Linked DNA regions of Homo sapiens: regions 1 and 2 are each linked to region 3. A link is a loop called in an ENCODE intact Hi-C map of the cell type or tissue named here. Cell type or tissue: endothelial cell of umbilical vein. All regions are shown on one strand.

Region 1 (5,000 bases), 67 kb after region 3:
TCTCTGTGCAAACTTAGTGGAGCCAAGACACCGCCCCTTTCTTTAATGGGTCATGAGAGAATTAGGGCGCTTTCATAAAGCAGCTGGGATTCAGGGTGAGGTTCAAAGATCTCCAGCAGCATATTTTGGTGATTAAGAAAAGCAAGCGCTTAATTCCTCACTAGCTGCGTCTGCCAGGCCTGACACTTCCGACTGGCTTCTGAGATGCTGAATCCTTTTTTCTCCCCCTCTTCCAAATACAAACATTCGCACATTTCACTTTTAGTATGGCATGTTAAGGGGACGTGGGTTTTCATCTCTTTCACTTCTGTTAGCTTCTGAATATTTTTCATCAGTGAGTAAACTGTCTGCTGAGGACCGGGATGGCAACACTTCCATAAGAGCCTTGGAAAACCAAAACCAGAGAGATCAGCCCAAATCCTATTGTTTGAGGACATACTGGGCTTTCTAGAAGGGGGGAAAAAAAAGATAAAGAAGACTGTGATAACAGAATAAAGATTTTTGTGTTTTGTTTGTTTCTTTGTTTTTTGACTTGCATGTGTTTTTCCCAAGATTTTATTTTAGAATGTAGAAAAGTAGAAAGAAAATGAATACCCTATATTAGGCTAAACGTATATGAAAAAACTGATTTACATTTAGTCAAGTGTACATATTTTCTCATGTATATATTCTCCTTGGACAATTTAACATAAGTAGCAGACAGCATGACCCTCTAGTTCCATAAAATTTGGCATGCTTCTCTTGAGAATAAACACAGATAAACATCTGTCACTTCAAAGCTAACCACAACAATAACAAATTTCAATAGCAACATAAATAGGCAACCTATGTGTACATTTCTTTAGTTTTGAAAGAATGTCTTTTTACCTCCAGGGTTTTATTTTTTTTTTTTTCCTTTTCTTTCTCTTCCTCCACCTCCTCCTCCTTTTATCTGAAATCCAGTTAAACTCCATGTATTTTTAATCTCTTTTATTATTGGACAGGCCTCCTTCCTGTGTTTTCTTGTTTGTTTAATTTTAATTACATTGTATTATTTTTGTGGTCAGTGATTTTGTAGATGTCTCATTCTCCAAATTTCTGTGACTGTTTCCTCTTAGCGTCATTCCTCATGATGTCCTTTCACTTGCTCTTAAATCTTCTTTAATCTCTTTGAACTAGAATTTAAGTTTAGAGCAAGGGTCAACACACTACTGGCCATGGCCCAGATCCGGTCTACAACTTGTTTTGTAAATTAACATTTATTGCAACGCAACCAAACCATCTGTAAGCCAGTTATTTAAATATTGTCTGCTTTTACAGTATGTCAGATTTAAATAGTTGTGATAGTTCATATGGTTCACAAAGCCTAAAAAATGTACTCTCCAACCCTTTCCATAAAAACCTTGTCTATTTCTGGTCTACAAGTTTGATTAGATGCAAACCAAAAATGTTGGGGGAAGAATCTTTTAGAGATGGCGTTGTGTGCCTCCTATGACATCACATCCAGAGGCATGTGCGTCGGATTACCCCGCTACAAGTGATGCTCGGTTTTATCATCATCTCTCCACTAGAAACGTCCCATCTTATTTTTTTTTTTCTTTGCAGTTACTAAGTAACCTGTGGATAAATATTTGGACACTATGAAAATATTCTTTCCAAACAACCTCACACAGGTTTTTAATAGCAATTTTTGCCTACACCAGTTACCTCTAATCTGTTATGCCTTTTCTGTATTTTAGCTGCCATTCTGATGTAAAGAAAAAAAGTACCATCTGTTTGTTTTTGTTAGTTTTGCTTTTTCTTTAGTTCCTAGATTTTTTATTTCACAAATAAAATCTTATTATTTTTGATGTTCAAATTGTCCCACTAACTTTGCTAATGGGATCCTCTTATAAATGTTTTTTGTAGCCTTTTTGACATGACCCCCTTATATAGGACTCCCTAGCACACTGATATATAAAGGGTGGCCCCAAGTAGTTCATACGTTTCCCAAACCCAGAACCAGGATTAGCCATTCCTCTGAAGCCCCAATTTCTTTTCACGGGGAATGGTACTTAGAATCTAGGATCTGGGCATTTGTTTTCATTACTTCAGAGGAATCATTGCTCATAGGTCCATTAAGTAGTTCAGTTTAAGAAACAAACGAACAAAATCTCATAAAGTGATATCGTTCTGTCGAACTCAGATTCAACATTAGAGTTTCCCCCATACATCTGTGTTTTCTTTTACATTAAAAAGCCTGCTTCCTAAAGCCATTATTGTATTGACTTATTTACCTTATCTCATAATATATATAAAATAATTTTGAAATTTCAAAGCAATATTACTAGTAATGGGAAACAGTGCACAAAGTTACATTTTTTTCCTTCTTTTAAAAAATAATCCATAGGACATACAATCTGGACGTTGTGCCAAAATTTATTTAATACTTTTTTTCTTTGTGTGATTATAAACTTGTTTGCAACTTTAAGGCATTTTCCCCTTTTGATTATATAAAATCTGTTTTATTTTTCTGATCTTGGTTTCCTGGAGAAGCCACTCATAGACAGAGGTAGTGTGCCTTGGAACTTACTGCAAAGCAAAGAGGTACTGGAGGAACCCACTGGCCGCCACGTGCAGTGCGATCCGGGTACTGGAAAAGCACTGGGCTTCAGGGGCAAAGCCGTGGAGAAGTTGTAGGTGCTCCAGGAGGCTGTAAGGGAAACACATCTGATCCAGGAAGAGACAGCCTTGTTACCGCCCTCTACTGGCAGAGTTTATGTGCCAGCCGCAGAGGACAAACATCTACGTGGATGTTTGCTCCATGTAGTGGAGGGTCCGGCTCCATTCTCACAGGGCAGGGGCGGCAGGGTAGAGTTGGAACTGAGAGACAATAAATTAATAACTGCCATGGATAGTTTCCCACAGCTCTTGGCTTCAATGTTTCATTTTATGTTATTTTTTTTGTGTGTGTGTTTCATTTTGGATAATCATAAAGTGCTAGATTCATATTCTCTTTCTTCAGCTGTTTCCAATCTGCTGATAAGCCCACTGTGGAATTTTTAAATATGTATCTTGTTCAAATTACTTGTTTTTTTAAGCATTTTCATTTAATTTTTCTATAGTTTCCATCTCTATTAAAATTCCCCAGCTGTTTATGCTTGTGATATTTCCTCCATGGGATCATTTATTACATTAATCATTGTTAGTTTATAGTCCCTGCCTCATAGTTTGAACATCTGAGTCATCCCTGAGTCTGAGTCTATTGATAGCTTTATCTCTTAACAAGGAGCCATTTTTAATTCATTTACCTTGTGTGTCTTGCAGTATTTTATTGAGTGTCTAACACCATATATAGAACAGTAAAAACTTAAATAAGCAGTTTTAGACGTAGATATAGACACTCTTCTGTGAGCTGTTATGTGACATTGGATCAATCTCACTAGGTTTGGGTTTTGTTACTGCTAATGTTATTTTCAGTTTTCCACAGACTTTATATTTCTTTAGCAGTGCTAGGGTGTTGGAGAGTTTTTCTGTTTCTGTTCCTACACAGATTTCAGTATTCCTATAGCCCTGCTTCCTGGAGAAGTTTCTTTCTGTTTTTTTGTTCTTCCCCTCGCAGATTTCTGTTGTGTGAGTCTTGGTGCTAGTCCTATGCGGGATGCGGAGGACCGGAGGAGAGTTTCCTGCTCATCACCCAGAGATAAATGAGTTTAACTTCCACTGATCCCTGGTCCTTGGGGTCAGAAGATTTGCAGTTCCTTCCTTGGGAGCTCAAGGATATTTTTGTTTATTTGTTTGGGCAAAAATTTCAAAAGTACAGTGTGTTTTGTGCCTCTACCCCAGTTGTGATTAATCACTTCCTGTGTAGCTAGTGTATTAGACAAGTTCTCTAAAGGGACAGAACTCAGAGGAGATATATATATATATATATATATATATATATATATATATATATATATATATGAAAGGGAGTTTATTAGGAGAATTGACTCATGATCACAAGATGAAGTCCCTCAATAGGCCATCTTCAAGCTGAGGAGCAAGGAAGCCAGTCTGAGACCTAAAACCTCAAAAGTAGGGAGGCTGACAGTGCAGCCTTCAGCCTGTGGCCAAAGGCATGAAAGCCCCTGGACAAATGACTGGTGTAAGTCCAAGAGTCCAAAAGCTGAAGAACTCAGAGTCGGATGTTCAAGGGCAGGAAGCATCCAGCATGGGAGAAAGATGAAGGCTGGAAGACTCAGCAAGTAAAATCCTTCCAACTTCTCTTGCTTTATCCTAGCCATGCTGGCAGCCGATTAGATGGGCCCACCCAGATTTTGGGTGGGTCAGTGTCTCCCAGTTCACTGACTCAAATATTAATCTTCTTTGGCAACACCCTCACAGACACATCCAGGAACAATACTTGCATCCTTCAATCCAATCAAGTTGACATTCAATATTAACCATCACAGCTAGCCGACTGATGGAGGCCTGATTACTTCCTAGATAGCTGACGGAAGCTCTCTCTTGTCCTGTTCCTGAGTTTCTTTGTGACCATCTAGTAGAGACCTGTGGAGAAGAGCTTAAACATGAGTGAGAACTCATCCTCACTCTGTTTATCGGGCTCCTAATTATTCTAAATTAGTATGCTAGCTTATATTAGACCTTTAGGCATGGCTTAAATCTGTAGCTAATTTCTTCTTATGTATTTCTACAGTGTCATACTTCATTTCTCCCTTGCTCTTGCAAGAGGAAGAGATGTCTCCAGTTTCTCCTGAGAAGGCCTTGACATTTGGAATTCAATGCCTTCGATTGTCTTGCAACCAGAGTTCTTTGAAAGATTTTTAAAATGCTAGGATTTTGCAGATAATCTGGCTTTTTTTTTTTTCATTGATTTCATGGTAGTGATGTTTTGTGGCTTTCTCCTTCTTAAGTGAAAACAAAATTGGACCGGCAACAATTTAAGAGCTGGATAATGCCAAGTGTTTAGCATGTAAGGGGAAATAAGAATAATCATTTGCTGAGGAGTACAAATTAGTCAATCCATTTTGAAGAACATT
Region 2 (5,000 bases), 250 kb before region 3:
TGTATTATTGATTTATTTTCAATTTGTTCTCACTTTCCTTTATTTAGAATAATGTCTAGTGATCTTTCCTCAAAGTAACTGATCCTTCCTCCTGTGGATCGCATGTGTTATTAATCGCATCCATTGAGTTTTTTGTTGTTGTTCTTGTTTTTCAGAGGTGTGTCTTTCAGTTGTAGGATGGCAGTTTCTATTAGGCAGCTTCCAAATCTCTCCTGATGTCTCTGATTTCTCCACTCATTTTTTCGATTTCTTGTAACATCTGGCTTGTTTAGGGGTCTGATTCACCAGTTTATTGACTTTTCACTATGGACCACATTATCTTTCTTTTTTCATATTTCTGATCATTTTTGATAGTATTTGAGATACTGCATTTAAAAGTAGGGTAGAATTGACAGTAAATAAGCATTGAAATAACTAGAACTGTTCTTATTTTCTGTCATCTTTCTTTTTCATTCAGTTGGCATTTACGTAAACCCCATGGTGTACAATTTACATTACGACACTCTAGGAGTTGAGTTTCCATTCAGAAATTAGAAGTCCTCAGGGCAAGTGAGTGGGAGAGTTCTAAATGTCTTAGGAGAGACTTCAAAAGACTTCAGAGGAGACTTGATGGCAATTGCTTTTGTGCATGAAAATTCATTTTGCAATACCAGTACCACTCTAGTTTTAAAATATCCTATTTCACATACCAGGCTGTCTCTAAGCAGGAAATACCTTCAGATAAAAATATGTGTTCAAGAATATGGCTCCAAAAATGCAAGAAAGACATGTCTAGTAATAATAATACCTCTAGTCAGAATTCTGGGTGGCAGACAGAGACTCTCAGAGGAAGGGTGATTGGTATCAACAATATTCTTGTTAAAAGTTACGCATGTCCCCAGAATACCCTCAGTGTGTATAAAAAGGTAAAATTTGATTTTATATAAAGAAATAATCAAAATATTTCAAATGAATATTTTTTTTCTGTAGTATTAGGAGTAAGCCTGTGGCTTGTTATGGCCAGGGACCAGAAAAAGAAGTCCAAAGTCTGACCAGACATTTGACTCTTTCAGTTTTCCAGGTATCAAGGGATCTGTAATTTAGAGAAGAGTATTGAAGTGGGAATAAAGTACCATTTTACTATGAGTCCACAAAAATACTTCTCTAGTATATTTGGACTGGGTCATGCAAAGGCTAGTCCTTATACTCCAAAATCATGTTAGATTTGCTGATACTGTTCAGCCTCAAGGGAAAAGAAAACCAAAGAGAAGAAAAATGAAAAGATGACACTTTGTACAAGTCAGTTCCATAATTTAACCAGCTGCTTCTAAAGTAATATTGCTTTCATTCATCTTATTTTTCTCTTTTATACATTTAGTCAATTTCACCTAGTATTACTATTCTAAACTTTAGAGTACATTGTCCTGTTAATCCATTTACTCAATAATTTTACAGTCAAAACCAAACCAAGTATTTATTTAGCATCTCAGGCATGAATTATGCTTTAATGATTTTTGTTTTTATCTACAAGTGTTATGAGAGAGCTCAAAATGTCTTAAAATCATAAGGTTCTATGAGTTTTGATGAGTGCAATGCTACTAACCACAGGAAATACTTCATACAAATGTGTGATGCGTATAGATATGAAACTGCTTTTTCCAAAATGTTCTTTACTGAGACTTTCTCATGGCGTTTGGCTAATCAAATAATAATTATCAAATAATTATTAACATATATACTAATATGAAATCAGGTTGACATGTAAAATGTATTTTTATGCATGTTTTAATTTCAAAGAGGGTTAGAGAAAACATTCTTTAATAAGAAGCTAAAGGTAGTAGTCCAGGATTTTCATTATCTTACACAAGGAAACTGTTTTACCAATGATTCAGTCAAACTTAACAAATGTTAAATGGGAAAAGCAATGATTCCATACTTGTTCTCAAAAGGTAAAGCAAAGATGAGTTTTACAAATAACCAAAAAAGCATTCTATTTGAATATGTTAAGTTTAAAAGATACACAGCCAATGATGATAATGTCTGAAGAATTTTATCGACTATCCGAGTTTAAGTAAATGCTTTGCATCTTGTTATCTCAAGAAAACAGAAGTGAACCTTTCTGAAATTAACTTGCCTTTACGTGAATTGAATGGTATGTTTATTCAAGAATGAAGAAGACTCGTCTGTTTTTTTTCCCCTCAGTATTAGTGGAGTCTCCTTGCTTGGCACCACATTCATGCCAATCAAAGACGTCTTTAGTTCAAGTTCAGGGTGAAACAGGAATTGCAGTTGCGTACTTTGTACTTACAAATTATCAGTGTGGTGCCAGCTCTTGAAAGAAACAGACTTAGTTTTTGGCATATTACAGACAGGACAATTGTTCAAAGAAAAATTTTAAGGCAAAACATTTAGGGTAACGTTATACGAACAAGAAATAAGACTTCCTGGAACTTTGGCTCTTTCTTTTTTTTTTCCTTCATTTTCTTAGCTCTGATTCTGCCTTGCAAGTTTTTGCTTATCGGGATTCTGTACGATCTCATTATTTCCTCTTGGCACTTTCTTTAGGCAAGGCAACAGCTGCACAATATTGATAAACTCTAAGGAGGCTAGAATGCACAACAACTGCTATGGCTTCAATCTAAATGGAACATACACAGAAACAGAGTTGGCATCCTTACTTTGTGAAACCTTCATCTCTCTCCTACATTGAAAATGCATTGTCTAAAAGCTGTGCACAGTAATTTTCTCACAGAATCTTTATTCCAACCTTATATTTTCACATTTAGTACAGTGTGTTACAATTGAACGTGAGAATAGAAGATCTCAAAAATGATGAATAATTAAATTGTCAAGATGGGTGTATAAAAATATTTCTCAATAATATCACATCTTTAAAGCGGATCCAGCTTCTTTCAATCCAAACCCAAGCCATGTATTGATGACTTATTAAGCAAGTCAGATCAGGAACGAGATACAATGACCAAGCGTAAAATTACAAGTGAGCTCACAAAAGAAAAGGAAATTATGTATAGATTCCAAAAGAAAAAGTAAAGCACTAAATAATAATAATAAAAGCAAACACCAAATAAAAAGGAAACTGGAAATATTTTCCATTAGCATTTAGAGAAAAAAATATTTAAAAAGGTAAATAGCTCTTTAAAAATGCCAATAGAAAAACAGACAAATGATACATATAGTAAATATCCAAAAATGTTACAGTCAATAAGTATAAAAAACACTTAATCCACCATTAATCAAAGCTATGCAAAACAAAATCCTATTCATAGTACTGAAGGTGCACAAAGGTAGGTGTCATCAAGCCCTGATGCAGAGACTTTTAAAATGATTTTCTTAAGCATTTTGGAAGGAAAGTTGCTGATATACATCAAGAGGTTATCATTTTAACTGTTCACGGCTTTTTATCCAATAATTTTACTTATAGGAATCCAGGCTAAGCAAATTTGTTCAGAGAAGTAAATGATCAGATAGAATGCTCATGGAGCATTGATATATAGTTGTAAAAGATTTCACACAACTTCAATGTCTGATACTAGTGGTGTCAGAAATTAATATGTGTATATGTACATATATATATAATATGTATATAGATAGTATACATTTGCAGGAGATGGAATGCAGAGCGGGAGTTATAACTTTAGCAGAAGCAAGCAATGAAAGAAAGAGGGAAAGCTCCCCGAGTTTCCTGGGGGATGAAAAAGTGTTCTGTTCCTCTTACCATGTGGGTGATTCTATCGAAAAAACGAGGCCCCAGAGGATTGAGGCCCTTGGGGGACATCTCAGCTCTGCACCTTTGGGTTGAGTAGGATCCAAAAAGATCCCCAGGGCTCATGATGATGCCTGGTGAATGAAAGAGCTCTCATGTCTCCACACAGATACTGAATCAAGTGATGATCAATTCCTCAAGGATGCTCAAAGATTCTACCCTTGGCAGGGTTATGGAAATGGGAAATGAAAAGCAAATATAACCTCCGAGAAAGGGTCACTCTCAAACATAAAGATGAATTTTGAAATTATTTTGTTTGTTTTACTGGAGTGTGCTTTGCTAAAACATCAGCAGAAAAGTCAGCCCAACCCCTAGGCACTCACTATGCTAGGTGCTAAAGAGACCAAAGTAGAATGACTACCACCTTGACTTTACAAATGACTTTACAAATGTAAGGTAACCATGTGGACAAATACCTATAATAAAATATGATCAGGATCAGGAGAGAGGAATTCATAGAAAATTTTGAGGGTCAGAAAAGGGACAACTGATCAAGACCCACAAGGTCAAGAAGACTTCCTGGAGGAAATTATACATAAGTTGATGATTTTCAGATACTTAGGAGGTAGCCAAAAGAGAAGCAAAACGGGAGAAAGGGGCTCAAAGCAAAGGAACCCCTATGGGGAAAGGTATGAATGCCCGTGGTGTGGGCTCCTGTGTGTAGATGGGAGGATTGGGTTTAGGGACCGTGTTTCGTCTGATACCACGTAAGGTGAGCAACAATACCAGAGGCTGCGAAGTTTCACTGAAAATATCTGGAAGCCGCTCCTGGACTTGCCCTGCAGGAGAGCCCAGTGCGCACCCTCAGTGCCTTGAACATCTGGGAGGTGGCCCAAGTCTAGGTCAGCAGAGCTACCAAACCAGCAGCACTTGGATGGCATTTCATCCCGTTGGGGGAAGAAAGAAGTGTTGGGAAGGGCCACGCATTTCAAGAAGAACCACATTTACGGGAGTAGCATTGAAGTCTCCACGGCTGGACACAGAGAATTTTTTTTTTATTTGTTCATCATATACTTAATAGCACTGTCAGGTTTCCTTGTTGATTTTTTTTAAATACAGGTTTCTGATTATTTTGGTCTAAATAATCCGGGCCTACAGCCTTCTCTGGTGGAATGGCTTTTGGTTTCTTATTTGTGTCTTCTTAAGTAAGAAAAACTAAAGAATGCCTCTATAAAGAAACCCTGTATGGTCTGCTGTGGTAGTTAAGAGTGTGGACTCTGGAGCCAGACTGCCTGGA
Region 3 (5,000 bases):
TGTGGATCCACTGGACAAAGGGAGGAGCCACATCCCAGGTGGGACACAGTGGGATGGGTCACGATTCCATCACGATGCTCAGAAAAACATGCAATTTAACACGTATTAATTCTTAACTTCTGGAATTTTCCATTTAATATTTTCAGACTGTGTTTGGGCAGGAGTAACTGAGACCCTGGAAAGTGAAACTGTGGGTGAGGGGGCACTACTGAATCTTGAAGTGCGCTTTGTCCCTCCAGACAATCACGATGCACCAAGCCTTCACTCTCCTTTCACCTGCGACATTGTCATCTAGTTATATATTAGAATATGCTGAAGAGACACTTTTTCTCTTAATTGCTTCCAAACAATTGCAGTAATTTGCCCAATTAAAAAGGGGGAGGGTTACGTGGAACCTTTGAATGCTCCTTCCCCAGAAGGGCTGTTCCGCCCTCCAGGGGTTCTAGTAGCCACAGAGAGCAGCCGTGAGTTAGGTCACCTCTGCCCTGATTATTGCATGTCCTCAGAGAAGCATGAAGAGCTTTGATGTCTTGAAGCATGTTTGGTGAATTTTGTTCTTTAAGTGAGGAGCAGAAGCCATTTTAGCTGGAAGGGAACAGTGATCTATCTTTTGAAAGAGGAGAAATGATGCGTCCTCCATCCAATTACACACTGTCAGCAACAAGGCAGCTCATACCTGCTGCAAAGAGGACAGAGAGAGCATGTGCTGGAAGCGACAGGTGGCTCCATCCTCCCCCGCTTTACCCAACCTCTCCTGGAATACAGAGTGGGATATTGGACACCTTCCATCACAAAGTGGCCTTCTTCTCAGGTCCTCTTCCTCTCGACACCCCGGGTGGTCAATGTAGAATCACTGGGGTGAAGGGGTGAAGCTGGGGGCTGTGGGGCTGGACGGAGATAGAACAACCCTCTGGTCAGGTCACTCACCAAGGCAGTGAAAATGTAGTTCAACGAAGCTGCAAGGAGTGCCAGGGGGTTGGAATAAATCCTCCTCTATCACCAGAGGGCTGGACGTGGTCTATTGTCTGGAGGTCTCTGGAGTTTAGCTGCCTCGTTTCCAAATGGGAAGAAAAACCCTCCCAGGCTACCTCACAGAGAAGTTGAAGATCAAGGGCATGGCATAATTTTGTAATGAGTACCAAGTTCTAGAATGTGCAAGGTATTTCCATCAAGTTGCTTTTAAAAGCGTGGGCATGGGGCTCAAGGATGTGTTGTAGTTGGTGCGTGTCAGTTTGCTAGATCCATGCATTTATGATTATTGGTGGGAGAGCCAAGGCGCCTGCTGTGGCTGTGCAGAGTAGGTTCTACCAGAACTCAGAATGCGGCCAACCCTGGCCTCATGACACCCCCTTTCTACGTGCGAGGAGGCAGCTCGGGTTCTGTCCTGAGGAGACCGTCCTGTGATACTGTCCACGGTGGTCACACTGTCTTCCTCATCACAGGCTCTCAACCTCGAAAGCTATAAGCACACCTGTCTCAGTGGCACATGCTCACGATGCTTTCATCTTGAAAATCTGCGGTTGGCTTCCTATTTAAATCACAATATTGTAACTACCTCCTGTAGGCTCAAGGGAACTTCCCACTGCCATTAGCACTCTTTTCCTAGGACAAAGGTCTGAGCAGGGCCCTGCCCTTCAGTGGCTCCCATCTGTGTCTGTTTACCTCCTGTACCTGCCAGCCTGCTCCTGAATTCACAGCAACATTAGGCTGCATTCAGTTCCATTCTTGCTCCCGGGTTCCTGAGCCTTCGTGCTTGATGGTCTCCTTCATTAGATTCATGTCCTTTCTCCACCCTGCAACATTTGCCTATCCAACCATTGTTTTGACTTCAAAATCCAGTGCAGACACTGCCACTCTTCTGCTCAGCTCATATGATGTCTCCTCCAGGACTCATTCTGACAGTTGTCCACTACCCTGACACACACACCCCCCCGAGTTAAACCCTTCTTTCTTCTATAAAGTGATTTCTTCATTTGCTCCATGCACTGTGCCATGATATATTCTCTTTTTATGTCTCCAACTCCCACTCTTAAGTTTTCAATTTTAAAATGTTCTTTGTTTTGTTTTTCAGAGCTTTTGCCTGTTGTATCTTTGAACCCTGATCACCTGGAATGCCTGCAACAAAAACACATTCAGCAAATGCTAGGGAAACACAATTTAATTAAAAAGGAGAAAATGAAAGCAATCAGTAAATGCTTTTCTAGCTCCTATAAGATGCTAATCAGAATTTCATGAACTATGAACTTATCACTTATTATTATTCCTAGCCTCTTAGAAGTCATAGCATACAACCCATTCAACCTACAATCTACCCTTAGCCTGCCCCATCAGCCTAGACTATGCAAGCTGGCAGATGCACAAGGCACTGGGCACTTGTTGTGGGCACTAGTATCTCCAATTGGTTTTGGTGCCAAGATAATACCAGCAGGTGTTTCCTGAATATGCCTTGGGGGCCAAGTGCCTACCAGCTGTATGTCCTAAACCCAGGTAGTGAGAGCTTTCTGTCCACGTCGCTATCTTCCTTGACTCTCCACTGGGATAAAAGCTGAGCCGAGGCCTTAGCCTGGATAGCTCCTACAAGACCTCTCTGCTCAAGATATGGGGGAAATTTTATTCATTTCCCCATTTTCTACTGGTGATCTTGTTCCAAACCGAATGGCGTGCTGTAACCCCAGCTTTGCCCCCACTTGACTCAGATCAACCCTGGACGACCCAGACAGTGACTCCCACTGGTAAGCCTCCCACACAAGAACATCACGTCTTTAAATCCCCAAGTTTTTGGACAATAATGCTCAGTCCAGACCACACCCTGGGACAAAAGCCTGAGTTACTTTTGGGCAGGTGCCCTGCTGCAATTCCAAATTGTCCTGATTTTCTCAGTTCTGTTTCAGACTCACTGTTAGAATATTAACATCCCTCACAGTTAAAGGTACAGATTTGTGATGACAACAAGGAAGTAAGATGTAGGTCTTGAACTGAAAGGACATTCTGAGTCACTGCAGAAATGACTTAGAAGAATGGAACAATAGAACACATGTTAAAACAACATAAGTGGGGGTATAGAAAAGAAAGGGATGATCAGGAGCCAAGGGGCCCAAGGGGTCATGGAAGTCTTGTTGAAGGAAGCCTCATAAGGCCACAGATCAGGCATTTCAAAAGCAAATTCTTTCAAAAGGACCAAGCATCCAATGTGTCTAATGGCCTGATTTATGGAAATGGAAAGTCTAGAAGAGTCCAGATTCTGTCTTGTACCAAAGAGTGCTTTCTCAATGTGGAAGGACCTCAAATTCAATGAAACAAAGTCAAACACATATGCAAGTCCACTAAATTATTATCAGGGCCTCCCTGGGACTTCAGGTGACCCATTTGGAATGCCCAATCTACAAAAGGGAAAAGAAGGCACATACTGCCAGAAGGAATGGTCTGACAAGGGCAGAAAGGAAGGGTGAACATGGCACATAGATGCGTGAGCACAGTCAGGAATTGAAACATCATAGGACAAGTGGGATGTAGACAATTTTTAAGAAATCTGAATGATGGCCAAGATAATTCAGAATGCTCTCATAAGAAATATGAAGTCAAATGAGTTTCCAGGACAGGTGACGAGCAAAATAGATATGCTCCACAAATGCCCCACAAATAACATGCTCCACAAATAGCATGCATAATGATAGAATTATTCTATAAAAGGACAGAAAATAAATACTTTAACTTTCTAAGAGATTCTGTTCATTTTAGATGTTAAGATTTTTGTAGCTTCTAAGCATATTAATGATTTGAATTCTTTACTGTGAGTAACTTTTGTAGTGGAATTTCTCATGTAGATGATTTAATGTAGGACAATAGGATAATTCAAATAAAATTATAATTTAAAAAATGAAAGAATCAACAATACAGTAATATAAATATATAGTAAATATTCGATATTTGTAATACTTATGGATTTTTTTTTCTTGCTGTTTAGGCTTCTACAGTCTTGCTGTGGTTTAATTTCCTAAAGAAAACCTGGATAAATAACCTAAGATAATATTTTAATTCATGGGAAGTGGTGTCAGCAGCAAAGATTTGTCTTGGCGTCCAGCCTAGTCCATTTTATTGGTGATTTCCCTTCTTCATCTACAAAGATAAAATTAATTTTTAATGTGTGCTGGGAGGTATGCTTTTGCTCCTCTCTTTTCTCGCTCTAATTCCTCTAAAACATGGATTAAGTGTCATTGAGTTAAATTACCCGACTCAAATCTACTGACAAGATATTTCCTATATTAACTGTAAAATAAGTTAAAAACATGTAAAGATAAAGAAGTATGGGGTCCAGAAAATTTCAGCAGGATAGGAAGGTGAACTCTTAAGTGAGGTGGCAGCTTTCACTTTTAAACTGAGCTCCGGTATTAAAGGGACTTCTCTCCCCCAAGTGTATGTGTGTGAAATGCCATTTGGAGGCCACTAGGAGGTCAGGATGTCATCGGCTGAGAAAGGCTTCTCTGCAGCTTTACTCCAAATGGAAAACCATCAAGGTCGAGCTCTCACCCCTTTCTCCTCATGAAGGGATGGGAAGGGTACACTTCCCCTTCTTCTTTTGGAGGGCAGGGTTACACCCTGAAAGGCCAGAAAAGGGCTTCTGAAGCTGCTTATTTATGAAATGCACTATTACCTGAAAAATACATTACAATATGAAAGTAATTGTACCATAGTAGACAGACATACATTTAAAGAAGTAACCCAAACATAAGCTCTATTGGTTTTTCAGCATTTGGCCCATATGCTAAGACATCATCAGACTTATTAGTCATCGGTACCATCTGACGAATGTGTTGTGCTTGAGAGAATGATCATCATTTTTGTTTTAACCTATCCTCAAACAAAACCTGAAGATTATTTTTAATGGGAAATTGTGTTGTTAGGTATATGAAAAAATTATAGCATCAGATAGACCTGGATTCTAATTTTGTGTGCCCAGTATAAGCCACACAATTGCAGTGGAGTTGTCCTCACTGAGCACC

What was found. A loop is a pair of places that touch in the nucleus more often than their neighbours do. Peaks named below come from ENCODE experiments on the same cell type or tissue, not always from the same donor. Only the 100,000 strongest peaks of a DNase experiment are listed, where the experiment ranks them.
Region 1: it touches region 3 in a loop (3-fold over the local background); 1 of 110 quality-filtered maps calls a loop at or near these places.
Region 2: it touches region 3 in a loop (6-fold over the local background); 1 of 110 quality-filtered maps calls a loop at or near these places.

The regions. Positions count from the first base shown.
Region 1 is chr2:4,352,515-4,357,514 of GRCh38, reverse strand. No RefSeq gene overlaps it. Among named protein-coding and RNA genes, the nearest start is that of LINC01249, 300 kb to the left of the region's middle. In endothelial cell of umbilical vein, a CTCF peak has its summit at 2,736 (motif pointing left); DNase peaks (open chromatin) are centred at 2,764 and 3,164; H3K27ac peaks cover 1,914 bases.
Region 2 is chr2:4,666,119-4,671,118 of GRCh38, reverse strand. No RefSeq gene overlaps it. Among named protein-coding and RNA genes, the nearest start is that of LINC01249, 12 kb to the right of the region's middle. In endothelial cell of umbilical vein, no CTCF peak of the experiment used is centred here; a DNase peak (open chromatin) is centred at 2,538; H3K27ac peaks cover 1,002 bases.
Region 3 is chr2:4,419,665-4,424,664 of GRCh38, reverse strand. No RefSeq gene overlaps it. Among named protein-coding and RNA genes, the nearest start is that of LINC01249, 230 kb to the left of the region's middle. In endothelial cell of umbilical vein, no CTCF peak of the experiment used is centred here; DNase peaks (open chromatin) are centred at 3,064 and 4,094; H3K27ac peaks cover 1,777 bases.